2 separate regions of the Homo sapiens genome follow, and region 1 is linked to region 2. A link is an interaction called in ENCODE POLR2A ChIA-PET data of the cell type or tissue named here. Cell type or tissue: Caco-2. All regions are shown on one strand. Each heading gives the region's core, and the rest is flanking DNA. Links, peaks and the distances in the headings are about the cores only. Region 1 overlaps LOC107985251 (a long non-coding RNA gene). Region 2 holds the start of C1orf116 (chromosome 1 open reading frame 116).

Evidence for each region. Peaks named below come from ENCODE experiments on the same cell type or tissue, not always from the same donor. Only the 100,000 strongest peaks of a DNase experiment are listed, where the experiment ranks them.
Region 1: POLR2A ChIA-PET joins it to region 2 with 10 read pairs; 3 of 35 experiments call an interaction of 5 or more read pairs at or near these places.

The regions. Positions count from the first base shown.
Region 1 is chr1:207,219,271-207,234,894 of GRCh38, forward strand. The region is part of intron 1 of LOC107985251 (a long non-coding RNA gene); the gene reads right to left. It also overlaps the pseudogene C4BPAP2. Among named protein-coding and RNA genes, the nearest start is that of LINC02942, 13 kb to the right of the region's middle. In Caco-2, for the core only: no CTCF peak of the experiment used is centred there; no DNase peak of the experiment used is centred there.
Region 2 is chr1:207,026,764-207,042,387 of GRCh38, forward strand. It overlaps C1orf116 (chromosome 1 open reading frame 116), which reads right to left and starts at 5,993. Exons shown (of 4, transcript NM_023938.6): 1 at 5,816-5,993; 2 at 731-916. The coding sequence starts at 835. It overlaps LOC124904826 (small nucleolar RNA U13), which reads right to left and starts at 12,037; the gene lies at 11,931-12,037. It also overlaps a transcript of PFKFB2 not described here. RefSeq lists a silencer at 12,761-13,055. In Caco-2, for the core only: no CTCF peak of the experiment used is centred there; DNase peaks (open chromatin) are centred at 3,918, 4,238 and 6,038; H3K4me3 peaks cover 2,375 bases.

The sequences.
Region 1 (15,624 bases), core at 3,407-11,406, 190 kb after region 2:
TTTTCTTCCTCTTGATTCAAGGTATCGCAGAAGGCGGAGCCCCATTGTGTCCCCTCTGAGACTCTGCCATGTCCCTCAAGTTGCAGAGCATTTTCCCAGCACTAGGCTGGGAAATATAGTCAAATGGTGGTAGTTCACAAGATTTTCGAGAGAATAAAGTGACTATGTTATTAATAAAAATGAAGAATCTTAAAATGTCAAGGAAATTGTTCTAATTTAGATAGAAGCTGTTATTAGGTCTAAAACAACAAAGTGATCATATGCAAAAATCTTTGCAGAGCTGCTTTAGAAAGGAATAACCTTTAATTTTTAAATCAATTTCTTATATTTAAATAAACATTCCTAAATGCTTAAGATACAATTATTTTCCAATTAAGTTAGTTATACCATCTACAATCTCAGTTACTAATTGATCAGAAAAAATTTCCATCCTCAAAGCACAATATACTGCCTGCTATCACAAATTCTGAGTGAATTTGCTGAAGTAAAATTTAAGCACTTTGTAAACTATAAAGCCTTATACAAATGTAATAAGGCAGAAATTTAAATAATAATAATGATAATAAGTACTGCATTTATTTACTTTAAAAAAAGTAAAAGCTAAGGCCCAAAATGTGGCAAGGCAAGGGTTAAAAAAAAGTTTTCCTTTGTCTAGCAGCTTATTTTAAGGATAGTTATAAGATAATCCTGTCTGAATAGCCAAGGCCAAAGGAATGGGTTCCAAACACCCCTCCATTTTAGAGCAAGGTTAAAGGAAAAAAAAAAAAAAGACAAATGCTTTTACTGTTACTCTTTTCCCAGGCTTCTTGAGCATTATGTTTCACAAATGTCTATATTTAGCCAGTTTTTATTTTTCTTTCGATGCAGCTACAAGGTCACCAGCTATGCAAGATCGCAAATTATGTTATGTTATAAATTAAGTGACCTGTCACTGTATAATTAACTGCTTTTGTTTTGCTTTGGTAAGGCCGCTTATAAAAATGCCGCTCTATTTTTATTCAATGCACAGCTTTTTGGATATAAATCCTCTGAGCCGGTGCATACCTAAAAATAAACAAATCCTCCTGTACTCCTTATTGGTCTCTCCGTTCCTCAGTTTACCACAATGTTTATGGCAATCACGAAGGGACTGAAGACTGCAGGCTTACTGTCTCCTTTGGGTCTGGGGGTTGGAGCCTGGGCCTTGGGAAACCTGTGACCCCAGGCGCTGCTAGGAGAACTTCAGCCCAGAGGGGAGATCAGCTCTACCGTGACCTGGCGCCCCCTACCTAGCCGTGCAACAGAACCTAAAAGGAGCTACAGGACGATTTCAGAAACGGGACGCTTCAGGAAACGTGGTAAGGTTTTGGGAGCCCAAGGCAGGACCCGTCCCTTGGATGGAAGGGGAGCCTGATCACCTCCTGGGGTGTGCCGAATAGTCCGACCCACAGGGGCTGGGGGCGAGGGGAGTGGCTGGTCAATCCAGATGAAACTCACACCCCGCCAAGACAGGACGAGAGTGGCTTGCTAAATCAGCTAGGAATCTGGAGGTGGCGAGAGTGGCTCACCACCCCAACTAGGAATCTAGAGGTGGCGAGAGTGGCTCACCACCCCAACTAGGAATCTGGAGGTGGCGAGAGTGGCTCACCACCCCAACTAGGAATCTGGAGGTGGCGAGAGTGGCTCACCACCCCAACTAGGAATCTGGAGGTGGCGAGAGTGGCTCACCACCCCAACTAGGAATCTGGAGGTGGCGAGAGTAGCTCACCACCCCAACTAGGAATCTGGAGGTGGCGAGAGTGGCTCACCACCCCAACTAGGAATCTGGAGGTGGCGAGAGTGGCTCACCACCTCAGTTACAAACATGGGAACTAAAAGTGTGTGAAAGTGTGTAAATGGAGGGGCCTAGTTAGTCACAACAGCTGCGAAGTGGGGAGTCACAGATCTCTTAGTGTGGACTGTGTGCTCCAAGAAAGTGTGGGGCCGACTAAGACTAGTGTCTATCTGCATAGGGCTAATAGGAGCTGCGCTACAGCTCAGAGTTGTAGCAGGAATAGGGAAGTCTCCAAAGCCAAGCAGCATCTAAAAGTTTCTCCGTTCCTCAGTTTACTGCAACAGTAACACATTGTTATTCAAATATAGGGAAGTTTTTATGAATGAATGAGAAATGTATGAGATTGAGAGAACTTGCCAGAACTGGTTGAAGAGCTGTTGTTATGGAAATTAATGATTGTTATGTTATTTAAATGGAATGTCCTTTTAGCAAAGTTGTAGTTTTCTCTGTCATTAGCCAACATTGTTTCTTGAGAGAACTAATTTTTATAACATGTTAAAGTATTTATAAACATATTCCCTGAAACAGCTATTGTAGCATCAAAAATGGAGGATTTGGATGGCTTAGGGGGGAAATCTTGACCCAAAAATAATAGCTGGGTGCTCTTCTGAGAGCTAGTAGATTGACATAAAGTGCTGAAGCCATGCTTTTTTGATCATTGAGGAAGAAAGCGTGATTTATTAAGGAAGCAACTGTATTTGGAAGATAACTCTTCACATCAGAAGCATGAAAACTATTGAGGGATGGTGTTAATTTAGGTAACAGTGTCAGTACCGGATAAAGAGGCCAACTCCACCTCTGAGTTCCCTTCTTATATTCTGAGGAAATGGAGGAAGACTTTCTCCAATCTGTCAACAAGTCTTTGAATTATTTCTCCATGTTCCTACTTATTTTTTCTTTTATCTTCTGGTCCCTCAAATCTTCACATTACTTCTGATCCCAACCCCCTGAAAGGGTGTTTAATGTCTTGTCAACCTTAGCCTCCCTTTCTGATCCTACCTCCCACTTCTCTTGCAACAGCAATCTGATGCCAGAGTTGCCTATTGCCTCAGTATATTCTACCTCTCCCATTTTTTTCAATGACTCAACTTTACTCACCCTTGAAGATGTACCTCCCCCTTACTCTGTGAAGCCTTCCCTTGACAATCCAGTCCTCTGTTCTGTCACCACCTTCTCCTATAGAACTCCTTTTCTGTCCTAATCTTCTGGCACTTGTGTGACTGGTTCTATGGTATGACTATTTATATGGCTATAGTTTAACTTTTCAAATACATCACAAGTATGTCCCTTAATATTACCCAAAAAGCCTAGCAAAGAGCTCTACATATGTATTTATTTATTTATAAAAATTAAAAGCTATGTTTTCTATTTCTATAGAGGTGTTTAATCTGAGGGTTAGGAAAGGCTGTGTGGAGGCTGTGGACTTATATACAGGTGAATTTCTATTCCTCGCTACAAAAACAAACATTTCCTTTGGACTGACTGTTGCTATGCTTTCTGAGCTCCCCTGAGTTGAAACTTTGGGAGAAGAAGTGAGAGAAACAATGTTTGACTTGAGCTAATCCTTGGCCTCCTGGGTGCTTCCGACTTGCTCTTTCTCTTGTGTTTTGTGTGTGTGGAGGGGTGGGGATGGGGTCCTCTACCATCACTGAGGATCTGTTAACAATTCCCTGGGTGTGGTCAAACCCATCTCCGATTCTGGTTGACCACTTGCTTTTTCCTATCTCCTCGATATCTGGTGACTCCTAGAGGTTTTGTTTTTGTTTTATTTTGTTTTTACTGAGGTCTTTCTTCCACCCTGGTGGCTCTTTTAGACACCTGAAGACAACTCCACCATGAATTACTTTCTCATGCATCTGATTTCTAATCCCCTGGAAGTACTCACCCCTCCATTTTTCTGAATAACATCTGGAGTATAGGTTATTATACAATCTCAAAGCAGCAGAGATCTTTCATTTGTTCCCACTATCAGAACCACTGGACAGCCCATTTTTTGCATTTTAGATTTCCCTGGCAGGAGTCCAACACTAATCCACTGTGTCCCCCTGTCCAAACTGAGAGGAGCCATATTAGGCTTTTTCAGTGGGCTCCTTAGAGTCCCTCTCTCAATGTGAAGGAAAAGTGCACCCACACATTTTCCTCATGCAAGTGATGGAATGGGGCTCACAGGAAAACAAATGCTTCACTACAAAAAAAATCCTTCCCAAATATCCTTAAAATATCTTCCGTTTCTGTCATTTCAATGTTTTTTATTCAGGTGAGGGAGATAAGAGCTTTCTAACCGGTTATGAGTCACCTACTTCATCAGTGAGAGAGGGTTACTTGACTTTGCAAATAACAAGAATATTGTTTTTCAGCCAAAACTTCCATTTTACAGCCTTTTACACCTCTGAAGCTGCCACATAAAGTACTTACCTAATGCTTTCTATAGAGAGCAGAAAATAGTAGTATTCTAAGAAGGAGCAGTGGGTTTTGAACTGATAGAAGCCTGAGTTTAATCCCTAAGTTTCATTCATGTCACTGGCACTTAGTAACTGTGATCTTATGCAGAATAACTGACCTCTCTAAGGTTGTGTTTCCTTTTCTGTAGAATAAATATATGATAAACATATATAAAATGCAAGTGGCTAAGAACTCAAAATATCATTCCTATTGAGAGCCATAGGCAACCACAGGCAGGAATGATCACCGCGTGCCAGGATTGCATGTGGAGAAAGGTAGAGAGCATTGTAGTAGGGCAAATGGCAGAAGAAAAGGCACAGAAGTGAGAATGCACATGGCTTAATAGGAGAACACTGAACCGGTGAGAGTGCCTGAGAACAGTGCACACATGAAGGAGTAGTTCTTGGTGAGGATGGAGTCCATGAGAAAGGAGCCAGCAGTTTTAATTTGCTTTTTAGCAAATAAGTTGGAAACAGCTTTAACTTAGATTCAGTCCTTACAGGAACTCTTCCCTTAGTGTGGTGCTTTATCAACATACTCAAAGCTCTAAATTTATTAAATTGCACTAAATCTTGTCTGCAAAACTTTTGGCACTATAGATCATTCCTTTACTGACAGGCTAACTCAACAACTCAACATTGCATCTTTCTTTCTTTCTCTCTCTCTCTCTCTCTCTTTCTTTCTTTTTTTTTTTTGAGGTGGAGCCTTGCTCTGTTGCCCAGGCTGGAGTGCAGTGGCATGATCTTGGCTCACTACAACCTCCACCTCCCAGGTTCAAGCGATTCTCATGCCTCAGTCTCTTGAGTAGCAGGATTATGGGCATGCTCCACCACACTAATTTTTGTATTTTTAGTAGAGACGGGGTTTTGCCATGTTGGTCATGCTGGTCTGGAACTCCTGACCTCAAGTGATCTGCCCACCTCAACTTCCCAAAGTGCTCTTTGCATATTTCTTACTTCCAAATATGCCATTGTTTTGCATTGTTTCAACAAACCTCTCTCCAAAAATTGCAAAATGATAAAACATTCTCTTTGTGGAGGGGGTGGTAGTTGGAAGAGGTGGGGGGACTCAACCGGATTCATTCACTCTTTAACCATTTTCAAAGATAATCAACTCTTTTTTAAAAAGCTTATTAGAATATAATACACATATAGAAAAGTATACAAAGTGAAAATGTACAGCAACATGATTCATCAAAAATCAAACACTTAATGAAAATGTCACCCAGGTAGAGATGTAGGACATTGCCAGCCCCCAGAAGTCCCATGGGGGCCCTCCCATTTACTACTTCATCCTTCTTCAAATGTAACCATCATCCTGATTTGCAGAGTAATCATTTCTTTATTTTATTTATACTTGTTCTGTAGCTTAGTTTTGCATTTTTAAAAGCTTTAATAATGGAATAGAATTATACATTAATGGTCTGTCTGCTTTTGCTCAATGTATTTGTGAGATTCACCCATTTTTTTGTAAATAGTATCTCATTCATTTTTATTGCTGTCTAGTACTCCATCAGTTGAATGTACCATAATTTACTTATCTGTTCTAGAGTTGATGGATTTTTAGGCTCTTTCATGTTTGGTCACATTACAAATAATGTTGCTGAAAACATTTCTGAGCTTGTCTTTTAGTGCACATGTTTGTGTATTTCTGCCAAGAAAATATCCATGATTGTAATTGCCAGGTTCTAGGACATAACCACAAACTGTTTTTGGAAGTGGCTGTACCAATTTATATTTCCTTAGGTAGTTCATTGGAGTTCCATTGTGTCCTACTCATGAAAACTTTGGTATTATCATAGTTTTCAATTGTAGACATTCTGGTGAGTGTGTAGTGATTTCTCATTGTGGCTTTTATTTGTATTTCCTGATGACCCATGTGATTAAGCACCTATTAATATGTCTGTTGACAATCTGTATAGCCCCTCTATAGGAACATCTATTCAAGTCTCTCAGCTGTTTTTAAATTGCACTGTCTGCTTTTTGAAAATTAATTTGTGGCCTTTCTTTTTATTTAACCTCATGATTACTGAATATGATTCTGTTTTGGAGTAACTCCCTGTGGCTAAATTAATGCTTTTGTACCCAGAAGTTCATGAACAGTGTAAAAGTTTACTGATTTTGTCAAGGAGACGAAATGTACATCAGCAGTACAATAAGTTAATGACCTAGTTCTGCATAACGAGAAGGGTCGCTCACTGAATTGTTCATTAAATGAAACTCTAGCTCATTCTCCTCTACCTTCTCTCTCACCATTCAAGTTTGCAGAATGGTTCCTCCCATTGGCCATGGGTCCTATGAAGATGTGAGATCATTTTTTATTCTCTACTACTCTGGTGCACTGTCACTGTGATGATGGATATGTTCTAATTGGAGAGGCTGAAGTCACCTGCAGAAATTCACATTGGTCAGCTCCAGCCCCTCAATGTAAAGGTTAACTCCAAACTTACTGAGGGCCCTTGCTAAGAAGGTAGAGCCTCTATGAAAGGTCAAACAAGAGTCTCCTCCTAGACAGAGGCAGCACTTAGAAATTTACACTTTACTTATTTATTTAATTTGCATAATTAATATATACACATGGTACAATATTTTAATAGCATGAATGATCACAGTTTATCACTCTTGAACACTACTGTTATCAATGTATCTTTCAGAGGTCATCTGGAAGGCCACTTTTTGCTTGAATAAAAGTTTTGATTTAAATATAACATACTACAACACTGTGTCCAAATCTTAGGTGTACAGGTCAATAAATTATCACAAAGTGAACCCACCATGACAAACTACCACTCAAGTCAAGAAGCATCACCACTACCAGCATCCCAGAAGTGTTCCGTGTGCCCTCTCCTAGTGACTCCCCAACTTTCCTTCCCAATTAGTCTCACCTCTAGCATCACAGATTAGTTTTATCAACTTTTTAGCATTATATTTAGATTGGTGCAAAAGTCACTGCGGTTTTTGCCATTACTTTGAATATAAAGGAAATCATGTATGTATTCTTTTGTGCCTGCCTTCTTTACTCAGTATTATGTTTTTGAAAATCATCTATGTGTTCTTGCATGGGGTGATAGCTTATTCATTTTCATTGTTGTATAATCTTTGGATAAACATAACACATTTTATGTATCTTATAAAAGTTTAGGATTTTCATGTTATAGGCTATTATGAACAATGCTCTTATGAACATTCTTGCACATGACTCTTGATACAAATGTGCAAATATTTATGTTGGGAATAAACTTAAAAGTGGAATTGCTATTTCATAGAGTATGCATCTATTCATCTCTTTTTTTTTTTTTTTTTTTTTTTGAGACAAGTTCTCATTTTGTCACCCAGGCTGAAGTGTAGTGGCATGATTATAGCTCACTGTAACCTCCAACTCCTGGGTTCAAGGGATCTTCCTGCCTCAGCCTCCTGAGTAGCTGGGACTACAGGCATACACCACCATACCTGGCTAATTTTTAAAAAGTGTTTTGTAGAGATAGGGCCTTTCTTTGTTGCCCAGGCTGGTCTTGAACTCCTGGGCTCAAGTGATCCTCCTTTACCTGCCTTGTCCTCCCAAAGTGTGGGATTACAGCTGTGAGCCACCACACCCAGCCATATATTCATCTTTAGTAGATAATGCCAAATTTTGTTCAACGGTGATTGCAACAATTTAAATTTCCACAAGCAGTGTATGAGTGTTCTAATTTTGATAAATAGAAGTTCTAAATTCTAATTTAGTTCTATTTATAATTTTTTTCCTTGATGTTGGCACCTTTCATATCCTGTTTAAGAAATATTTGCCTACAGCAAGGTCACAAAAAATATTTCCTTATGTTATTTTCCAGAGCTTTATTGTTTTAACTTTTCACATTAGTATCTCCAAATCACTTGGAATTCCTGTGTGTTTATGGTGGAAAGTAGTGGTTAAAATTTGTTTTTCTCCAACGGCTGTTCAATTAATCATATAGCACTTATTTAATAAACTATACTTTCCACACAACTCTGCAGTGTGACCTTTGTTATAATTCAAGTGTCTGTATATACAGGGTTCTGTTAGTGGACTTAGAGATACAATTTTTAATTTGAGAGTATCAGTGAGGATTTGGCAAAATTTTAGTGGGCATCTACTTAAGTTTAAATGAGGAATCCTGTGGGTAAATTCCCAACATCTTTGAAGTATTCGATGTCTCCATTAGAAACCATGCATGCTCCCACCTTCTCATAATGAAGTTGACCTGATAGGAGATTTTTGGTCAACCACAAGGATAGGGTCAACCTTTTTTTTTTTTTTTAACTAATCTATTAATAGCAACTCAAGGAGCTAATTCCCCACACTGTCTCCATTTAACACAGCAAGATATTAAGAATATGAGAATAAAAATTATATACTTAGGACCATGAAAAGATCAAGGTTTGGAAATACTGTACTAATTTTGAAAACTCTGACTCTAGGACCGCAGTGACTAGGTTTACATCATAATCATGCCACCCAAAGGCTATGCAATATTAGACAAGTCACACAAACTATCTGTACCTAATTTTTCTCTTTAGCAAAATGGAGGTAATAATGTTTTGCATTAGTACTTACATTGACATATAGTATGTGCAATAACATTATTAGCATTATTATTAATCTTATTGTTATAATCATAAATAAATGGAGGTAAAGAACAACTCTCAGCATCCCATCCAGGTATAATTTATCAATGTTTCATAACTCTCAATATTCTTACTATTATAAGATCTTATTCTGAGAATCATAGGATGATCAAAATTGTGTTTCCATTATAGCTCTGTGTCTGAAACCAGAGACAGAAAATGGAAAGCTGTCTGGGTAAGGATCTGTATGTTGAACTTGAAAATGTCACCATCCAGTGTGACTCTGGCTATAAAGTGGTTGGTCCTCAAAATATCACTTTGGTTGGTCCTCAAAATATCACTTGATCAGAGCACAGAACATGGCAGGCACCCAGAGGTGCCCAGTTGTGAGTGGGTAAGTGGCACACATTTCAGGGCATCCTATCCCATTCTAAAAATGATAGTCTCCTCCAGAGCACTGTCCTAGCCAACACCAGCGAGATCTGACTTTTGGCAAGATTTATTTCGGGCACATCACTTACAGAATTAGCACCGTCACCTTTGAAGCACTTTGGTGTACTTGTTAAGGTAAGCTCAAGAAGGACCACACCCCTAGATAGGAAGGTCTCATAGATCCAGCTGACTTGACCCCCAGCCTCATACTTTCTATAATAAATGCTATGCTTTTGCTTCATTTCAGATGGGCCCATCAGAATTGTCCCTTCTGTCGCCCCTAACGAGGCCCCCTGGGTGTTGTCTGCAGCGTTGTTCCTTCCCTGCTTCACCAGCTACTGATTGCTGCCTGACGGCCGAGGGAGAATACTTTGCTGAGACCCTAGTTTCTTTGGGATTTTATTCATCTGTCCTGAGGAGGGTTTTGACATTCCGGTTTTGTGGTCATCAGTGATACATCCAGAAGAAATCTTACATATTCGGATTTCATTTGGAGAGAAGCCTCTCAAAAACTATCGCTTTATTTCATTTAGGTAATCTCTGAAGGTTGTGAGCAAGTGCTCACGGGTAGAAAGCTCATGCAGTGTCTCCCACACCCAGAGGATTCGAAAATGACCCTGGAGGTGTAAAAGCTGTCTCTGGAGATTAAACGACTGGAACACGTGTGAGACTTGAAGACGAACAATGCCAGTTAGAAACCAGTTAGGAAGGATTTTCCTTCCCTTTCCCCACAAAACAGAGAAGCAGTTATATTTCTCTCTTTAGCAATTCTGTGTTTCTCAAGTACTATTATTTACTGGGGAAAAATATCTGTGTTTAGGAGAATTCACTAATATTCTTAGTGGCACCGATCACATGAAACAATTCATAATTTTTGTCTTAGTTCAGTTTAAGTTCCTGCTTTCCTGGATTTGGTGGACTGGCTGAATAAATAATTACCTATCAAAAATCAAATTATCTTTGTTTTTACTTTGATTTCTGAGTAATGAAAAATTAGGGCTCTCTGTAAGTCATTTTCTGATGTTTCTCAGATTAACTTACTTTTCTACTTTATTGTATATGTTGTCCTCAAAAAACACATACTTGCATCCTTTATCTGAAATATCTTTACCCTACATTTTCATTTCCTACTCTTCCTGACCTGTATCAGATCAAATATGCCATCTTCTTCTGAGTCTCCTCCATTCTGATTACTAGTATTTCTCTAGAGTAACTTCTTGTTTCCACTTTATACTTAAGGGATATTTGGTTTTGTTTGATATCCCTTTCACCCAATAATAACAAGCTTGAAAGTTATTCAAGCCATTCAAGATGGCTTGGCCATCTGCAAGCCAAGGAGAGAGGCTCGGAAGAAAACAAGCATGCTCATACCTTGATCCCAGACTCCCTGCCCCAGAACTGTGAGAATAAGAAAAACCAAAACTCTGTTGTTTAATCCCCCTAGTCTTTGATATTTTGTCATGGCAGCCCTAGAACACTGATATGGACACCAGTAAGAGAGTGAAAGGCAAGCTACAATCTGGAAAGCACTATTTGCAAAGCTCATGTCAAACTAAGGGCTTGTGCCCCCCAAATATAAAGAACTTTTACAAATAAATTTAAAAAGATAATCAACCCACCAAGAGAATGGAAAAAGACCTGAAGAACCTTCACAAAAAATGATATCCAATTGGTTTATAGACATAAGAAAACTTGGTTAACTTCATTAGTCATTAGGTAAATTAAAATCAAACACAAAGTACAATTTCAGAATTCATACTCAGAAGAATAGCTAAAATGATAAAATATCAAGTATTAGTAAAAATGTATTCCAACCGTAACTCTGAAAACCTGCTGGTGAAAGTATAAATTGGTCCAACTGCCTTACAAAATTCTTTGGCAACTAAGCTGAACATATGTCTACTCTATGATCCAGCAATTCTACCCCTAGAGATTACCTCTCAAAAATGCATCCGTATCTATTCACCTATGGACATGTGCTAGAATGTTTATAGCAGCCCTATTTACAATAACCCCAAACTTGAAATGATCAAAATGCTCATGAGTAGTAGAGGATAAATTAATGGTGATACATCATATGACGAAATATACCGCAACAATGAAATGAATGATTATACAGATGAATTTCAAAACAGAAAGTGTTTAGTGAAAGATGCCAGATACAAAAGATGTACATACTGTTTTGTTTCATGTATGTAATGTATAAAAACAGGCAAAAGTAATTCATAGTGTTTAAGTCAAAATAGCAATTTCCCCCGGGATGGGGGTATGAGGAAGGCTTTGGAAGTCCTGGTAATGTTTTGTTTCTTCATCTGGGTGATGTTACATGGGTATGTTCAGTGTGTGAAAAGTCAACTAGCTCTGCATTTGAGACGATGTGCTTTTTTGCATGTAAAATATTCTTCAATAAAAATTAAATTAAAAATTGTAAAGAAGGTGAGTCTTCTTTTTTTTCTTTTTTTTTGAGACAGAGTCTCACTCTGTAGCCCAGACTGGAGTGCGGTGGTGCAATCTCAGCTCACTGCAACCTCTGCCTCCTGGGTTCAAGCGATTCTCCTGCCTCAGCCTCCCAAGTAGCTGGGATTACAGGCACGTGCCACCACACCTGCCTAATTTTTGCATTTTTAGTAGAGACAGGGTTTCACCATGTTGGCCAGGCTGGTCTCAAACTCCTGACCTCAAATGATCTGCCTGCCTCGGCCTCCCAAAGTGCTCGCATTACAGGCGTGAGCCATTGCACCTGACCAAGGGTTTTCTATACCCCACTGATCTCGGGGCGGGGTAATGGCTGGTCTTCCCATTGACGTAGAATATCCTTACCCATAATGCAGTCAGATATAGGAGAAATTGCTATATTCCTCACAACAGGATTCATCTTTTCAGTGCTTATATTGGCCACATTTTTTTTTTGTTTACAACTACACCTGATATCCCCAAGGTTACTCTGTCCCCAGTTAGGTGGAAAATGTGAATAAGTCCCAGAATCTGTAAGTTTCATCTACACTGTTTTGGCTCCCTGCAGGAAAGAATAACCTAGGTGTTAGATTTTGTTGGTTTTTTGTCTATATTATTCCAATACTATTTCTCTGGACCAGATTCTTGGAAGCTAAAGGTATAGTTTTCATGCCCCATTGGTAAGGTCTACTTCTATCATGCCTCTCAAAGTGATATGGTTTGGATTTGTGTCCCCTTTGCCTTCCACCATGACTGAAAGTTTTCTGAGGCTCTCTCAGCAGTGCTTCCTACACAGCCTGTGGACTGTGAGCCAATTAAACCTCTTTTATTTGTAAATTACCCAGCCTCAAGTTTTTTCTTTCTTTTTTTTTTTTTTTTTTTTTTTGTGACAGAGTTTCCCTCTGCTGCCCAGGCTGGAGTGCAGTGGTGCGATCTCGGCTCACGGCAAGCTCTGCCTTCTGGGTTCACACCATTCTCCTGCCTCAGCCTCCCGAGTAGCTGGGACTACAGGCACCTGCCACCACACCTGGCTAATTTTTTTTTTTTTTTTTTTTTTTTTGAGACGGAGTCTCGCTCTGTCGCCCAGGCTGGAGTGCAGTGGCGGGATCTCGGCTCACTGTAAGCTCCGCCTCCCGGGTTCACGCCATTCTCCTGCCTCAGCCTCCCAAGTAGCTGGGACTACAGGCGCCCGCCACTACGCCCGGCTAATTTTTTGTATTTTTAGTAGAGACGGGGTTTCACCACGTTAGCCAGGATGGTCTCAATCTCCTGACCTCATGATCTGCCCACCTCGGCCTCCCAAAGTGCTGGGATTACAGGCATGAGTCACCGCGCCCGGCCGGTCTCAAGTATTTCTTTATAGCAGTGCGAGAACAGACTAATCCACGGGCTTTAGCTATCTCATAGTATCACATCTCTCCCCTTCATTGTCCTGTTTCCTCACAGAGACTTGGCTATAACGGGCATGGGGTCTTGCATGAATCCCAATGTCTATGCAATGATAGTATTTATAGTATTGACAAACGTCAAGAGGAGGCTCTGATGGATGCGGACATCAGATGCTTGGGTAAATCAAAAGATACAGAAATATGGGAGGACATTATCAAGGTCTGGATACAGGCAGAGAGATTAGTCACATTTTCCAGATTAGTTTCCAGGCAAGTTTCCAGCTTTCAAAATCTTCACAGCAGATTCACAGTTGAGATGATTTTATCTGAATGAGTGAGAGCCTCATGAGAACTTTGGAAATGCAAATATTCCCTTCTAAGCATTGCCTTATAAGACTAGAGCAATTCTAGACACGGGCTGCTTTTGATATAGGCTAAGCCAACTCAGCCAGGTCACGTGTACCTCATCGATATATGACTTCAGGTGTAATGACTCAGCTTTCCTGGCTGATATAGCCCACACCCAGTACACTCCTTACCTAACACTGGGTAGTTACTCAAATGTCTCTTGACATCAGACTGATAGCCCATTAAGGCCTACCCTATATTTATTCTCTGTACTTGAGTCATTATGTGTTTCTTAAATTGAACCAATGTCTTCAAGCCGGAAAACCACAGTTTCTTCACATCTTCTCTTTTCCTTATATCTAATCAGTCATTTAATTCATTTCCTTCTTACTTTGAAATGTTTTCGAGAGAATGGAAAAATGTTTGTGTTAGAATTATGGGATAATTTCTACAATATAGGTCTATTTTTAAAATTTCATTTACCCCAGTTCCAACTATTATTTGACCCAAAATGGATCTTCATCCAGTCCTTTGACTCTTGTACTTCCATTATTCTTCACGTCTCGTTTTACCAAGAAGGGTTAGAAATCTTTCAAACAAGCATGTTCAAGAATGATTTTTAAACAGGAGGTTGAGAGCCTATGCAAAGAAATGACTATAGAAATCAGTGACATAATCTAAATATATCCCCAATTCTGTCATTTCTAATCACATTTACACTATCACCCTGGCCTAAAACACCATCACTTCTGGACTAGATTACTACAATAGGCTTCTGGCTTTAGGCTTCTTCTCTTACCTCCTCATAGCAGTCATGGAGAGCTCAAGTGGTTGTTCCTCTACTCAGAATTCTTGATTAGTTTTTTCTCAAAGACTAATTTTATATATTATTTTCTGACTTCTGTCATTTCTGAAGAGAAGTCAGCAGTTATTCAAAGTATTCCCTGTATGTAAGCACTGTCTTTTTCCTGGATGCTTTTAAGATTTCCTCTTTATTTTTGGTTTTCAGCAGTTTGACTATAATGTGCCTAGGCATGGTTTTCTTCATATTTGTTCAGCTTGAGTTTCACTGAACACCTTGAACCTGTAAATGTACCTCTTTTCTCAAGTTTGAGAAATCTATTTTTTCAGATAATTTTACTACTTCATTCTCTTTTTCCTATTATGGAACTCCAATGACATGTTTATTTGGTTATCTGATATTGTCTTATAAGTCCTGAGGCTCTGTTTTTTATATAAATGTTTTATCTTTCTCTACTTCAGACTGGACAATTTCTGTTGATTTATCCTTAAGTTCATTGGCTCTTTCCTTTCATTTCCATTCAACTGCCAAGTTCCTCCAGTGACATTCTTATTTCAGAGGGTACGTTTTAGTTGTAGAATGTTTTGATGCCTTTTTTTTTTTTTTTTTTTTTTGAGATAGAGTCTCGCTCTGTAGCCCAGGCTGGAATACAGTGGCGCGATCTCGGCTTACTGCAACCTCCGCCTCCCAGGTTCAAGTGATTCTCCTGCCTCAGCCTTCAGAGTAGCTGGGACTACAGGTGCATGCCACCATGCCTGGCTAATTTTTTGTATTTTTAGTAGACACGGGGTTTCACCATGTTAGCCAGGATGGTCTCTATCTCCTGACCTCGTGATCCACCTGCCTCGGCCTCTCAAAGTGCTGGGATTACAGGCTGTGCCTGGCCAATGCTTTTTAATATTTTATTTTCTACTGAGATTTCTTATCTACCTATTCATTACCAAGCATATATACCTTTACATCACTGAGCATATTTATAATGGCTGTTTTAAAAAACTTGCCTGCTAATTCCAACATTTGTATCATCTTAAAGACAGTCACCATTGACTTTCCTTTCCCTTAACTGGAGTTCAGATTTTCTAGTTTCTTCATATGTCCAGTAATTTTGAATTGTATCCTGGACATTATAAATGGATTCTATTATATTCTCCCCAAAAAGAAAGTTATTTTTGTTTGTACTATTTTTTGTTTTTCATTTAAACAGACAACTAACTTACTTGCATCCAACCTGAAAACTCTCTCTCTCTGGAGCAGCCCAAATCTCAGTTTACTTCTTTTATCCTTAGCTGCTCTGTTTTTAGTCTGTCCTGCTCATGGGTGATTCAGAGATCAGCCAGAGATTTGGGCAGAGTTTATACACAG
Region 2 (15,624 bases), core at 2,942-10,941:
CACACCAGCCTCACAACAACTGAGATTTAAATTCATGCCCAGAAAAATTACAGTTTATTAAATGCCACTCACAAGTAGCTAAACACAGTGACTTTGGAAGATTCTCAGTCTCTGCTCCTAGAAAGGCTGATTCTTTTCTATATAGAGGCATATGCTAGGTGCTTTACCTGTATCACATTTACTCCCCACAAATTGAATTGGGTATGAACACTAAGTATCCCATTTGAAAACTGAGGAGGCTAAAGCTTAGAGAAATTAAGTAATTTGCCCAAGGTCATACAGCTTATAAGTAGAGAACTTAAATCTGTTTGGTTCCAGAACCTAGGCTCCTAATTACCTATTTTCTTTGATCTTTGTAAGAGACTAAAGTAATGCTGCTCATTGCAGAGAACTTCAATAATCCATGTGCTACAAGAATCTATGTTCTGGTTTCCACCATGACCTCAGATTACAGGCCTACTCTCTCTGCTCAACCCAACCCCCAACCTAATGAAAATCGGCGGAAAAAGTCTCATTTGCCCAGTTGCTCTCTAAGGTCGTCCCATCCTATTCTCTATAGAGCCAGGGCTGACTCAGGCAGAAAGCACCCACTGGTGTTGTGAATCACTCCCCAACAATGAAAGAGAAGGTGCAGTGAGCCAGGATGGGTGGCAGGAAAGGATAGGGCAGGGCAGGGCAGGGCAGGTGTGCAGAGAGCAGACCAGGTTGCGGGAGGGAGAGTATTACGTACAGATCCAGAGCGGGTGGAGGTGCTGCTCATCATGCTGTCACAGCTGCCGACACGGGTCACGGGTTCTGAGCCAGTCCCCGCTGGCCACAGCTCCCTCTCGGGCATCACCCGAAACAAGGTGCAGGGATGGCAAAGGGGGCTTCTAGAGGGGAAGCGAGGGGAAGTGAACAATGTCCCAAGCCGGGCCTGAAAAGAGAAGAATCAAAGCCACACATGAGCCGAGGCTTCGGCAAGGCTCTGCCCAGGCCCTGGGCGGCATGGCGGGAAGGACACCAAGCAAGCAGAGAGCTGGAAGGGGGGCATGAACAGCCACTGCCCGACACCCCCGGCCTGCATGGAAGGACCCTGAAGCTGGCTTAAATACATGCAGAAGGACAGACTTAGTTGGTGGAGAGGCAGTCTAGTCAGAAAGAAGCTTCTACTACTTCTCTTACATTTTTCTCTGAACCAAGGAGCTTAATCTACATTTTCATTACTATAAGCAATAAATATTACAGGCGTCAATACCTTGGGTTCTGGAGTTAGTTGGGTCTGGGCTCAAATCCCAGTTTAGCCATTTACAGTTATGTGACTTGGGGCAAATTACTCTGAGTCTGTTTTTCCTCATTAAATAATGTTAGTATAAGGATTAAATGAGAGAACAGTTAGCACAGTTTAGTTGGTAGTAAATACCCTAAGACCTCATGAGTCAATAATTAACTATTATTGTTCTTGTAACAAGAAAAAGACAAGATCTATCTAGGATCAAACTAAATTGAAACAAGAGAAACAGGATCTCAGAAAAGAAGGGTTCTGGTTTGATGGGAGACTGTAGACTTGAGAGAAGAAACAGGTCCCTTAATAATACCTACCTCATGGGGTTATTGTGAGAACGTTTAAAACACTTTGCACAGAGCAAATTGTCACCTGCTATCACAGTCAATATCATCAACATCATCACAACCACCGCTACGATACCCATCTTTAACTCCCTAGCCTGGAGGCATGAACAGGGCACCTGCAGTGGTTGACACAAACCTATTTTCTTTCTAGTGAATCTCTTTCTTTCTAGTGCCTCTGTTGTTGCACACATTCCCAATGAGATTCCCTAGCCTATGTCAAATGAACAAGAGAAATGTCCCATGTAGCTTCCTCCCAACTCTAATTCCTTAGGGAAAAAAAGTTTCAATGTCATTGTAACAATAGTAGTAGCAAAGGAAGGCAGTGCCATCTTCCCTCTGAAAGTCCCAAGGATTTTGATGTGGCTGTTTGTGGGAAATACTCCACTGGAGATGGCAGGCCAGAAGTGAGTCTGCTATGTTAAAATGAAATTCTAAAAGAATTAAGATGAAAAGACAGTTCCAAGATCAAACAGAGAGTTGGAGGAGAGCCAGAATTAGAATAAAGTTTGTCTGATTCTAAATCCATATTTTCCTTATAATGCCATCCTATATTTTCTTTCATCTTTCCAACCCTCCCAACACTAGGTAAAATGTCCTAGAAGAAAACGTGATCTATTTGAGATCTGGAGGCTTGGGCTTTGGATGCCAGGGCAGATGTCCTCTTGGCCTCTGGTAATAATTGCTTCCAGTGCCAAAGTCAAGTTTGGGCTGGGTTGGGTGAGTCAGCTTTCCATCCCTATAGAGCTGGCAAGTATGGAGCCCCAAGGAGCTCCTCTTCTGCTTGGGAGGAGTCTCTTAAAAGGGGCAGGTATGGAGGGGCAGAACACTGGGGGGAAAACAGGAGAGATCCCTAGTGAGCCAGACATCTGGTTCATAGGGGTCCAGATCCTCCTAGGAGATAAGGAGGGGACTGGAGGGGCAGAGACACCAAAGAAGCCCAATGATAAATAAATGTGGGGTGAGGAAGCTCTTAGGGTTTCTTCATGAGGTTAGCTCCCCAATACCCAGAAGCTCAAAGAAACAGGAACATGAGAAATCATGTGGATGAAGTTCAGTCATCTCAGCTACCCACTCCATGAATGATGCCCAAGTTCAGGGAGGACTAACCCATTCCTAACATTGTGTAGGGTTGAGGCCACTATAGCAAAGGAGCTCCATCTCTGTGAGTCTAGGCACACAGAAAACACTCAAAAAATGCCGAATGAATGAACTTGCCATCTGTTCTAGGGTCTATTAGGTTGAGCTTTTGGAAGGCTTCTTCTTGGTTTCTAACCTATAACTGTCAGCTTTTACTTAAATACTTAATTTCCTGGATAATATATGGCTCAGTGAAATTTGGGCAATGTTTTCAGTTAAACTAACATTTATGAGCACCTAATAATAGGCGCTGGTGTTACAAAACTGTATAAGACAAAGGCATTGTTGTCAAAAAGTCAATGTAGATCTAAGGGTCTAGTTTTGGGCTCCAATTTTCTTCTCTGTAAAATCAGGGCAGTAAATATTTAAAGTGACTCACTGTAATTAACATCATATTCTCTATGAATGGGTGAGCAGATGCTGCCTCTTACTTTCAGAGAAAATTACTACCCTTGTGCTTCTAAGTATGCTTTAGACTTTACAGAGGTTTTCTAGTCTCTCTTTCCTACCAGGGAAGCTTATCACACTTTTGTTTCAGAACCTAGGATGTCTTCAAGTAGCTGGAAGAGATAAAAGTGGTAGGAAAAGCACTGCTTCACAAGAACACAGCATGCCATAGCTTGCAAAGTACTCTCAGATATGCTAATTCGATCTTCAGCATAAACTGGAAACATAGGCAGGATGTGACGTTTTCTTCATTTTACGGGTGAGAAAGTTATGGCTCTTACCACTAGCCCTTCCTAAGGGAAACAGGGAATGACCTATACATGCATATACAGGGCAGCCCTCCACAGGGCATTTCAGGGACTATCTGGATGCAAGAGGGGCATGCCCCCGAGAATGGTTACTAGCCACCCCTGACTAAAATACTAAAAGCCTTAAAACCCCCTTCTCCTTCTACTTCATACCTTAAACCCTGCAAATCATCTGCTTCAGCTTTATACTTCCAGACCAGTGTATTGCCCCAACAGCAGATATTTCTACAGTAAAGAAATGACACCAACTGCCAAGGAAGATCATGTCTTTAGGGATTACATAATCCCTGCACAGAGGAATCTGAACCTGAAACCAAAGCTGAGCGAGGCGCTGTCACCTCATCTCCATACCTAGTTTTCTGACCTAAAGAATCTTAATGGTGAAAGCTGCATTTCCTTTCACCGACTTCACAACCTTGAACCTTGGGGCTCTTTCAGGGCAGCCATCGAAACCCTGATAAGAAGACTGAGAAACAAACAAAACACTCAAGGTGAGAGTTTGGTATCTTAACCCTTGACCTCTTTGGGAACTTAACGGGAGGAGGGAATGGGTTAAGAAATATGCAGCACCTATAGTCAGGGCCACCCATCCAAAGACACATTAAATATTAACTACACCACTGACTAAAATACTAAATACTGCCAAGCCTTGGAGGAGAGGAAATAAAGAACAGTTCAAGTTCTGGCATCTGGAGATGGTGGGGTGGGGAGAGGGCTCCAGCTCCATTCCAGGTTGGCTTGTCTGTACCTTCTAATCAGACCCAGGTCCCTCTCATCCTCCTCCCACGAACCCCCCACATGTCCTCCAAGAGCTTTGCCTCTCTGCCTACTAGTCAAAGAGGTTTCCTGTCTTTCAATCCAGGTGTCTTTGCTTCTTGTTGACTACCCAGAAATGTGCCTTGGGCTGGAAAATATCCTAAGAAAAATAGCAGAATGACTAAAACTTGCACAGTTTGCATATCTGTCTCCATGAACACATGGGCAAGTTTCTGTGTGTGTTTAGGCAACATTATCATCTTCCCTTTCACCAGTGTGTTTGAGGGAAGGAGCAGGTAGAAATACCCTCTGCATAGCAGAGCTTTGTTAGACACTGCCAGTGGTCTTTATTCCTAAATTCACCATCTAGGGCAGCCCTCAGTCTGTGAGTGTGGGGTGTTGGCTCTGTGGTGTGAGGTGAGCTCAAGCCTAAATCTCCAGTTGCCAGGACTGGAAAACCCATATATTCACTCAGGGCTGCGTGTGCCAGGCCCTTGAGCCTGGCACTGAGGGCTTCCCACTTCCCTCTTCTCTGCAGCAGGAGGAAAAGAGTCAAAGTTAGGGACCAAAGGGTTAAACCCCCCAAGATGGATAATGGAGAGGCAACTTGCTACTCTGACTCGACTCCTACATCTGCCTTCCTTCTGCAGGTAAATCTGCCACACAAACTGCCAACTGGGACACCTGCAGGAAAACAAACAAAGCCACCACCCTGGTCTGCTTCTCTGTCTGTGGACTCTGCCACACTACCTTGGCTTGAGCCCCACTTGGAACTCTAACTAGACTTGACATGCAGCCACGAAATATTCATGTGGGTGAGGCTCGGCACAGCCAGGTAGCTTTCTGTTTGCCAGTCTCTGTGTCTATTAACAGGCTGAGTCAGAAAGTTAATTGAGTAGAATCCAAATAAACTTGACTTTGCAGCTAGATTATCCATGGGTTTTCCAAAGATGAGCTGGTAGCTGAAGTTTTCTCCATGTGCCCCAACCTCATATCCCTTTACAAACAACCTAGTACAGCTCATGCCTAACACACCTGTACACAGAGAGCTCCATTATCACATGAGCATGATCAAACACACACACACATTGCACCCATTATTTAAATAAAGATCGACACCGAGTTGGTAAAGCCACGGGAGAATTTCCTGTTACAGTCGCTATGGAAAACCAAGATACTCTCCCCCATTTTGACTCCCTCTATTTCAACTGTTCTTTTCTAAAATCACAACTCAATTTCAATTGTTCAGAGATGGAAATTTCCAAAACAAATCTATTTTCTTTTTCTTGTTGTTTGCACAATATGCCTATCCAACCTAAAGGGATAAATGAAAAAGAAGGTGCCTCCCAGCCCCAGTCTCCACAAAAACACTACAATCTCAAGTTGCTACCAACCTGATCTGATCCCAGAATGGACTCAGAGAATTGAGGAACAGAGAGGAAATCTCCCTAGCTGGGGTATAGAGGGACACCTCCCCTCCCCTGTAGCTCTGATTTCCCATGAAACCCCTTCCTATTGCTATAGGATAAGCAATAGTTGGTTAGTGATTAACTCACCTCCACTGGGTTGGGGGCTGAAGAGAGAAAAGAAATACCCTTTTGTTTCAAAGGGCAGAGATGGAGACAGAGGCTGCTTCCCCTGCCTCCTACTGTTTTCTTCTCCTTTTGAGCTCCTCCTGACTTACCTAGATAGGTAAATGCTTCATCTGTGCTGCCTGGCCCCCACCCTGCCACTGACTCAGCCAATCCTAGCCTCCCCTCCCTACCTCTCATTCCAGCTGTTTCCTCAGGGAGGGAATGGGAGGGGAATGAGCAGGGTGGTGCTGTTCCCTCTTAGCCAATCATCTCCTACCCTCCCCTTTCCTGTTTAGAGCTAATAAAGAGCTCTTTAAAAAAGGAGGGCTGGAAGGAGGAGGAGCCGGTTTGGGCTGAGACTGGAAGGACAGGTGGCAGGGAGGGAGTAGGCAGAGATAGTATATATATTTAATGTTGATATAAAGGAACGCAGACAGTCCTCTGGGCAGTGTGCTTTTCCATAGGTCTATGTGAAACAGGTTTTTCATCTAGAACTACCTTCTTCCGCTTGGAGCTTAGTTTTCCCCTGAATTCTCTAGGCTAAACTCATTTGTGTTCAGTTTTGCTGCTAGCTTTTCTAGATGTTGAAAGTCACTTTCTTCCCCAAGCCTAATCCTAGCTCATAAGCCTAGCAATTCCATTCATGTCCACTGAAGAAGGTGTCCCCAGGCTAGGGATGCTGTAGTTGGGCCAGTCTCGCCCCAGTGCTTGCCAACAATCTCCTTGGCCTAATTTATTTCTGGGGGAAATAAAACCATTCATCCCCTAAGAGGTCCGTGTCCTGATGAAAGAGTGACTGGACAGCTTGAAAGGAGAGAGCATGCACTCTGTCATTTGGTCCTCTGCTCTCTTTTGGCTGTTCATGGAAGGTGGCAATACATATTATGAAATAAAAACAAAACAAACTACCAACCAGTTTAGCAACTCTTGTCTCCTTTCATGGACTGATACTTGGCATTCGTAGGGAGAAGAGAGTAGGTAGAAGAATCTACTATTTTTGGGAAGAAATTTCCCACCAGGTACAGAGACCACTCTTAACAGATATGATTTTTGCCTGGAAGCTGGTTTTTCCTACAGGTAGATTATCCTTGATAGGTATCAGGATTTGAGGTATTCCACTTACTAGCATTAAAAGGTCAGGGAGAAAATTTAAAATCAATGTACACAATAATTGCCAAAATGTATTAAGCTCTTGCTATTTGCTAGGTATTGTGCTGAGCATTTTCATGTATCTTTTAATTTAGTCTTTAACTTAAAAAAGTAGGCATTTGTTAATATCTAAATTTTACAGGGAGGTTAAAAATCTTTTTCAAGGCCATGTAGCTAGGAAGAGGCAGGGCAGAGATTTTAATTCAGGCAGTATAACATCAAGGTTGCTATGAATCAGCATAATGCCAATCCGCCTCTATTTTGGAAGGAATCTCAAGTGGGAATCATGAAATACACAGATAATTTGCAAGTGTAATTCTAGCTATTAGATTCGTCCTTTTCTGTTTCATTTCCTACTTAAAGCTATTAATATGTTTTATAACAAGACGACACATGGCTTTCATCTTTTCTCTTTCTGTGATCATGGTTGGATAGGAAATAAAAAGGGCAGTGATCCTGGGGCCAAGGTAAAGATGAAGTGGAGCAGGACTAATGGATAGGAAGGAGGTTGGAGGAAGCCTGGGATAACCCAGTACCCTATCAGCAGCCTATGGATATCACAGCTGAATGAGCACTTCGGGCTATGACCTCTTTCCCTGGTGTGTCATTCAAACATATATGATGTCATAATACTAACAAAACAGGAAGGGCATCTCCAAATCAGCAGTTCAGTGCAACCAGAGTCACACCCATGGATGAAGTCAATGAAGTTGATCCAGCTCCATAGGTGTGTGATTTGAACATTTGCTAAAAAAATGAATTGACTTATGAGAATTAACTTCCAAGAGGATAGTAGGCAACAGTCTTATTTGTGAACAGACACAGTTTTTCAGTTATAATAAAATTAGGATAACTAGGAGGAACCCCTATCTTTTACCAGGTAGAAGCAGGGACATAGACAAAAATCATCTTTCCCTTCCTCCCTTTCCTCTCAAAAACTTTTTCTTTTTGTAAATTATGAAATATTTCAGATACACTGACATAACAAACATAACCGTACCTAACATCCAGTTCAGGAAATAAAACATAAACATCACAGTCGAAGTTACTTACAAGCCTTGAGCCTCCCCTCCCTGCAAACACATATATGTCCTAGCTGAAATAAATCACTATTTCAAATTTTCTTTTTTCCATTCTCCATGTACTTAAATGTTTTCCCTGGAATTCATATTGTTTTTGCTTTGTTTTATTTTTGCTTAGAAATATACCAAGTCTCTAACATTCCAAGAGAGTTGGAAAGGAGGCCTGGACTACAGAAAAGGGAGGATTTCCAAAGTCAGTCAAAAGCCTGAAAGAATAAGACTTCCTGGTTGATATAGGTCATCATTTGAGGGGGTATGTGTGTCATTGCTCTTAGTATGTAAATGCCTGTTTGATGACCAGACTCTGTGGAAACTAATTACAGCCCAGCTCACCTGACTCATCTGTTCTCTCCTTCTCCATTCTTGCATGCTGTTGTGGTCATCTCTTTGACTGTCAGAGGCTAGTTTATGATTTCCTTTCTCAGTACAACCTCCCCACTTAGGCACCTCCCTTCCCTCTAAGTGCACATGCAAGGTGTGTTAGTCCATTTGCATTGCTATAAAGGAATACCTGAGACCTAGTAATTTATAAAGAAAAGAGGTTTGGCTGGCATGGTGGCTCATGCCTGTAATTCCAGCACTTTGGATGGCCAAGGCAGGGGGATTGCTTGAGCTCAGGAGTTGGAGACCAGCCTGGGCAACATGGCAAAACCCTGTCTCTACTAAAAGTACAAAAATTAGCCAGGTATGGCAGTGCGCACCTGCAGTCCCAGGTGCTCGTGGGGTGAGGCGAAAGGATGGCTTGAGACCGGGAGATCAAGGCTGCAGTGAGCCATGATTATGACACTGCACTCCAGCCTTGGTGACAGAGCAAGACCCTGTCTTAAAAACAAACAAACAAACAAACAAAAAAAACAAAAAAAGAAAAGAGGTTTGTTTTGCTCATGATTCTACAGGCTGTACAGGCATGGTGCTAGCATCTGCTAAGCTTCTGGTAAGAGTCTCAGGAAGCTTACAATCGTAACAGCAGGCAAAGGGAGAGCAGGCAGTGTCACACGGTGAGACAGGGAGCAAGAGAGAGGAAGGAGGTGCTAACATGCGTACTCAGTATACATTTATTAATATTTATTTTATTTGCTATAATGACTCATTATTAACAATAGACAGGGCCATGGAACATACACTTATCACATAGTACGTTAGTCTGTTTGCATTGGTGTAAAGGAATACCTGAGACCTAGTAATTGATACGGAAAAGGGGTTTGGCTGGGCATGATCTCATGTGAGAACTTAGAACTTACTCATTACAAAAGGACAGCACCAAGACATTCATGAGGGATCTGCCCCCATGACCCAAACGCCTCCCACTAGGTCCACCTCCAACTTTGGAGGTCACATTTCAACATGAGATTTGGAGGGGACAGAACATTCACACTATATCACATGGCAAAAACTCTAAGCATGGCAGACTGAATAGACTGTAACCACTTGTCTCCTACCTGCTGGTGTCTTGGTTCCCAGAAATGTCACATTTAATGGTTGACTCCACATGTCAGCATTTCCTGCTCTTGCTTTTGATTTGGTGTTACTGGATTCCTTTGAGTCACTAACATCTTTATGTTGATCGCATAACAGGCAGATTAGTACCACTATAACTTCATGAGTAACAACCTCAAATGGGTACTTTATACTTCAGGCAATTACTACTTTTCTCTAGGAAGCTGGATTTCCCATTTTCTGAGACCACTCTTTTTCTCTCTCCATAAACTGTCTACCTCTCTTTCACTCCATTTTCATATAACAACTTTGTCACCAATTTTGAAAGCTTCAGTATGACAACAGTAGTCAAGAGGCAGGAATGCCACATTCCCATCCCCAAATTTACAAACCTAACTTCCTCTGCACCCATTTTCTTCTTTTTTCCTGTCAGTACAACAACAACAAAAACCATGTTTTTCCTATAAAATCCTGTCATCCATTGTGTGTGCTCTGAATCTCATTTCACCAACTCTATCCCTGTAACCTTCTCTCCTGCATCATCATTTTGACCTTTCTCCTAAAATAATTCCCATCAGCTTTTTAAAATCTGCTGTCAGTTACCACACATCCAACTGCTTGTTAACTAATTTGTTAAAAATTACTTGAAAGTTAGCAGCTCACTAACTTCCGAAATGTTGTTGCTATTATTTACCCCACTATCTCTTTGTCCTTGAGTGTAATTCCATTACTATCATTTTACTGAAGTTTTGGGAGAGTGGAGGTTAGTGAATATGTTCAACTTGTTATCTTTAACCAGACATCCCTATTTACTCTTCAACTCATTTCTATCTGGCTACTTTCTCCTTGACTCCCCTAAAACAGCTCATGCTAAGGTCATCAATGAACTCCAGTTTGCCAAATCCTATAGACTGTTTGAATTCTTCTCTATCTTGTCTTTCTATAACATCCAACACAGCTGGCCACTTTCAGTTTTTTTAAAAAACTATTTTCTCTTGAATTCCATGACATAAAGTTCTCTTGCTTCTCTAATCTCTCCTGAACCCTCAGTTATCCTTGGTGGCTCTTTCTTCAACTAACTTTTAAATGCTAGTTCTTCTTCCCTTACCTGGCTCCTTAAATGTTGGGAGTTACTTGCAGCTTGGTGCTGAGTCTTCCTCCCTATATACACTCTCTCTACCTTCTCTCTTCCATCCACACAGCTTTTATCTATAGGTCAACAAGTCCAAAATTTAGGTCTTTGTCTTTAGATATATCTTTTGAACTTCAGACCTGTAGATGCCTACATGATCTCTGCTTTCACATGATTCACAAACATCTCAAACTTAACATGTCTTAACTCTTTTCTTCTCTATTCTCTCCAAATACTTCCCCCCTTCATCTTCCATGAATCAGTAAATGTCACTTTTTCCTACCAGTTGATTGAGTAAATATTATTCCACATCACCAATTCTTGGAGATCCTATCTCTAAATTATATATTACATCTATCCTCTTCTCTTGACATCTACATGGCCCAAGCCATCATCCACTTATTAGCTGTTTGTCCTTGAGGCAGTTTAAACTTTATAATTCTCAGTAATCATATCTATAAAATAGAGATGATAATAATAGCACATAACTTATAGAGTTATTGTAAAGATTACATGAGATAATACATGAAGAGTGCTGAGTATACTGTGAGCACTCAGTAAATGCTAACTATGATAATGCTCACCGTCATCACTTCCATATGTTACTGTAGTAGCCTCCTCCTCACTGGTACTCCACTTCCACTCCGCCCTCTTCAATCTCTTCTCCACAGGGCAGTTACAGTAAATTTTGAGGAACATCAATCTGATGCCTTCCTTAAAATGCTTGAATATCCTCCCAATGATCTTAGGATAACTTTATTCCTTTACAGGAATAAACTTCATTGACTTTATTCATTCACATGTTCATTCATTCAACTATATATCGAATGTCTATTGTAGATCCAGCCCCTTATTAGGTGTTAGGAATACAGCAATAACAAAAGTCACAACTAGTTCCTGCCCTTGTGGAGTTTACAAAGTAATTATGAGCACAAACATAAAATAAGCAAATAAAGCCTGTTAAATATGAATTCGAGGAAATGCTTAATATAGCTTATAGATGCTGCAAATCTGGATCCTTGCCTGCTTCTAATACTTTATTTCATGTCCCCTTCTCCTGTTTATCATACTGTGACCAGACTGGTCTGAAAAATATTTCATTTCCTTCTGCAACATCATGTTTGCAAATGCTGTACCCTCTATTTGAAATGATTTTATTTTTCAACTGATTAGTTCTTATTCATGCTTCAGATTTCAGCTTAAATGTCATCTTCTCAAAGTCTTTCCCAGATTCACCAATTTTAATTCGATTCTCCCACCCAATTATTCTTTTCATAGCATCTGTATTTATTTTTCACATCAGACAGGTAATGTGCTGATGTCATAACAAGGTTTGAGAGAGTCATCACATCCCACACATAAGTGCAAAACCCCAATCATCACACTTATGAACTACAAAAGGATCTCATAGCACTTGTATTTTTATTTCTTTGTAGTGTTGTTTTTTCTTTCCCTCCAAATTATACCCACCACCTAGGGAAGTTCCTGGTATGACATTAGCATTCAGAAATGTTTATTAAATGAATTAATATTATTGCAATCTTGAGGTATTTGACACCATATTTTGCAATAAGTAAAAGCTCAATGAGGATTTGTTAAACCATTTAACAATTTTCCGAGATAAGTTATTACCTTAGCTTTTCCTAGCCAAATTCAAGATCATTTTCTTGATCTTCATTGTAAGAGTAAGAAAAACAAGGCTAGATCTTTGGATGTTAAAGGATGAACCTAATGAGAGGGTAACTTTGGCAGTATGTCAACATAATGCAAAATCTGCTCCTTAGTTTTGTAGGTTTAAAAACTCAAATTGATCAATGTACTCCATAATATTAACACTCTAGGAGAGGTAATTCAATCCAATAAAATTCATTAGAGAAAGAGTTATCAACCCCAATACAAAACAGTTAAGTCATAGTGGAAGAAAGTTTGGAATTCCAGTAACTGTAAAATTTTGTCCATAATTAGGAATAGTAATTTTATGAAATGTCCTACATAACAGACTCTAAAAATAGATTCTTATTCCATAAAAAGGACATTTCCATTTAATTCAATATAAATATCCGACAGAATGGAAATGAACTGTGTTAGAAAAATATTTATGGTTACTTGATAAAGTGACTTTTCCTATTGGACAGTTCTAAATAAACCCTGACAAATTCTTACGAAACCCTTCTTTCCTCCATTGTTGACAGAAAAATTATTACATCATTTGTTTCATACCTGATATTTCCAAGATTACATGTTTTAAAAAAAAACCCCACGCTTTTATGGTAGTTGTTTCTTGATTATCTTAGGAAAGGTGCTGCTGAGGACTTCCACTTCCAGGAATGCTGGACTGGGTAATTCAGACAAACTCTCCTGCTGTTTGCAGTGTAGAGCCAAAAAGATAGTGAAGAATTTGGCAGGCACTAAGGACACAGGCCTGGATCAAGGTGAGGATAGGTCTGGTGTGTTGTGTCCAACATTTGAGGCCAGCCACTTTTCCTCTGGAGACATTTGTCTGTTCCAAAATGGGTGGCTGAGATGCTGAGAGGCTGAGTGGTACTTCTGACAGCTTAAGAGAACAAGGAGAACAGGCATCAGAGTTCAGGGTCCACCAATTAATGTGCTCTAGTGAGCCACACTCACTGCAGGTTGGGACCTCAGAGAGCTGCACCATAGGAGTGAGCATGACCTCTTCCAGCACTGGCGTGGGGACTAGCTGTGTTGGACTTACAAGTTATGGTGATGTCTATACACTCAGTGAGATAGGTAAGGGTTATTGGGAATAATTTTGTCTACATTTTGTACTTAACTTCGGTATTGATTTCAAACCTGACTCCTGAGTCAGCAGCAACTCCAAACAACTCCAGATTAATAGCTTTTCGGCTTATTGCAGTGATTCAACAGGGCCATCTTTAGGGTTTTAGAACATGGCCAAGTCATTATGACATCTGCTCCAATACCTCAAGATTCACTAATGAAGTCCTCCAAGTGAATACAGAGAAATGCCACAGGAATAAGATCAGAAAACTTCACTTCGTGTATGGAAGGAATTCTAGGTCAGAAGGGCAGAGAAGTTAAAAGAGTGGCAGCTACTAAAGCAAAGAGAGAGAAGGCTATTCATTCTTTGAGAGCTATTAATAGTTTCTTAGGAATTCTTGAATTCATTTTATGAGGAAATCATAAAAGTTTCAGTGGGCTTAGGGGAATATGTTTGTGTCTTGTTTTCGTCTGGTAAACATCCTCAAAATTTATAAACAAAATAGAGACAAAGACAATCCAAGTCAAAACAAAATAGAAAATATATTTGAAATGCCTGCTTTTCTGTTCTTGAATGTCTCATTCAGGCTTAAAGATATAAGATAAGCATAGATACTTACCATCCAGTAAGTATACACTTTGCCAAATACATGTCCTGCTTTGTAGCCTTCGCCACATAACTAAGAGCACAAGCCACTCTTTTTCTAAGCTCTAATGGGATGGTAAAGAGGACAGAAAAAAACTACGTTTTACTTTTTGTAGTTATAACTAGCATTTAAAACAGATTTTTTTTTTTTTTTTTTTTTTGAGACAAGAGTCTCGCTCTGTCGCCTAGGCTGGAGTGCAGTGGCGCTATCTCGGCTCACTGCAAGCTCCGCCTCCCAGGTTCACGCCATTCTCCTGCCTCAACCTCCCAAGTAGCTGGGACTACAGGCGCCCGCCACCACGCCCGGCTACTTTTTGTATTTTTAGTAGAGACAGGGTTTCACCGTGTTAGCCAGGATGGTCTCGATCTCCTGACCTCGTGATCTGCCCTGCCTCGGCCTCCCAAAAAGCTGGGATTACAGGCATGAGCCACCGCGCCTGGCCAGATTTTTTTTTTTTTTTAATTATACTTTAAGTTCTGGGATACATGTGCAGAACGTGCAGTTTTGTTACATAGGTATACATGTGCCATGGTGGTTTGCTGCACCCATGAACCCGTCATCTACATTAGGTATTTCTCCTAATGCTATCCCTCCTCTTACACCCCACCCCACTGACAGGCCCCAATGTGTGATGTTCCCTTCCCTGTGCCCATATGTTCTCATTGTTCAACTCCCACTTATGAGTGAGAACATGCAGTGTTTGGTTTTCTGTTCCTGTGTTAGTTTGCTGAGAATGATGGTTTCCAGCTTCATCCATGTCCCTGCAAAGGACGTGAACTCATTCTTTTCTATGGCTGCATAGTATTCCATGGTGTATATGTGCCACATTTCTTTATCCAATCTATCATTGATGGGCGTTTGGGTTGGTTCCAAGTCTTTGCTATTGTGAACAGTGCTGCAATAAACATATGTGTGCATGTGTCTTTATAGCAGAATGATTTAAATCCTTTTGGTATATACTCAGTAATGGGATTGTTGGGTCAAATGGTATTTCTAGTTCTAGATCCTTGAGGAATCGCCACACTGTTTTCCACAATGGTTGAACTAATTTACACTCCCACCAACAGTGTAACACGTGCCTATTTCTCCACATTCTCTCTAGCATCTGTAAAACAGATTTTAAGATGATAGGGACCTAATGACTTCTAGCACTATTTCTCATGCAAAAGACTACCTCCATTACTAATGTATTTTGATAGCTTTCATTTTCATTCTTGTTAGGTTTTTAATGTAAGTTTACTTTGCAACAATATCTATCCTTTTTTAGTCTGAGTTCTTTCCTCTAGGGCCTCAGAGAATAAATCTAATTCATCTTTTATACATGTCCCAAAATTTGAAGTTAGCTAACATGTCAATCTCTTCTTTTCCCCCTCATTTCTTCAGCCTCCAAGACGGCCATCAAACCTGTTTTTCACCACATTTTACAGGTAAAACCCACATCCAAACCTCCAATGCAACATGACCAACATTAAGACTATTGCGGCCAGGCGCAGTGGCTCACGTCTGTAATTCCAGCACTTGGGGAGGCTGAGGCGGGCAGTTCACGAGGTCAGGAGATCAAGACCATCCTGGCTAACGTGGTGAAACCCCATTCCTACTAAA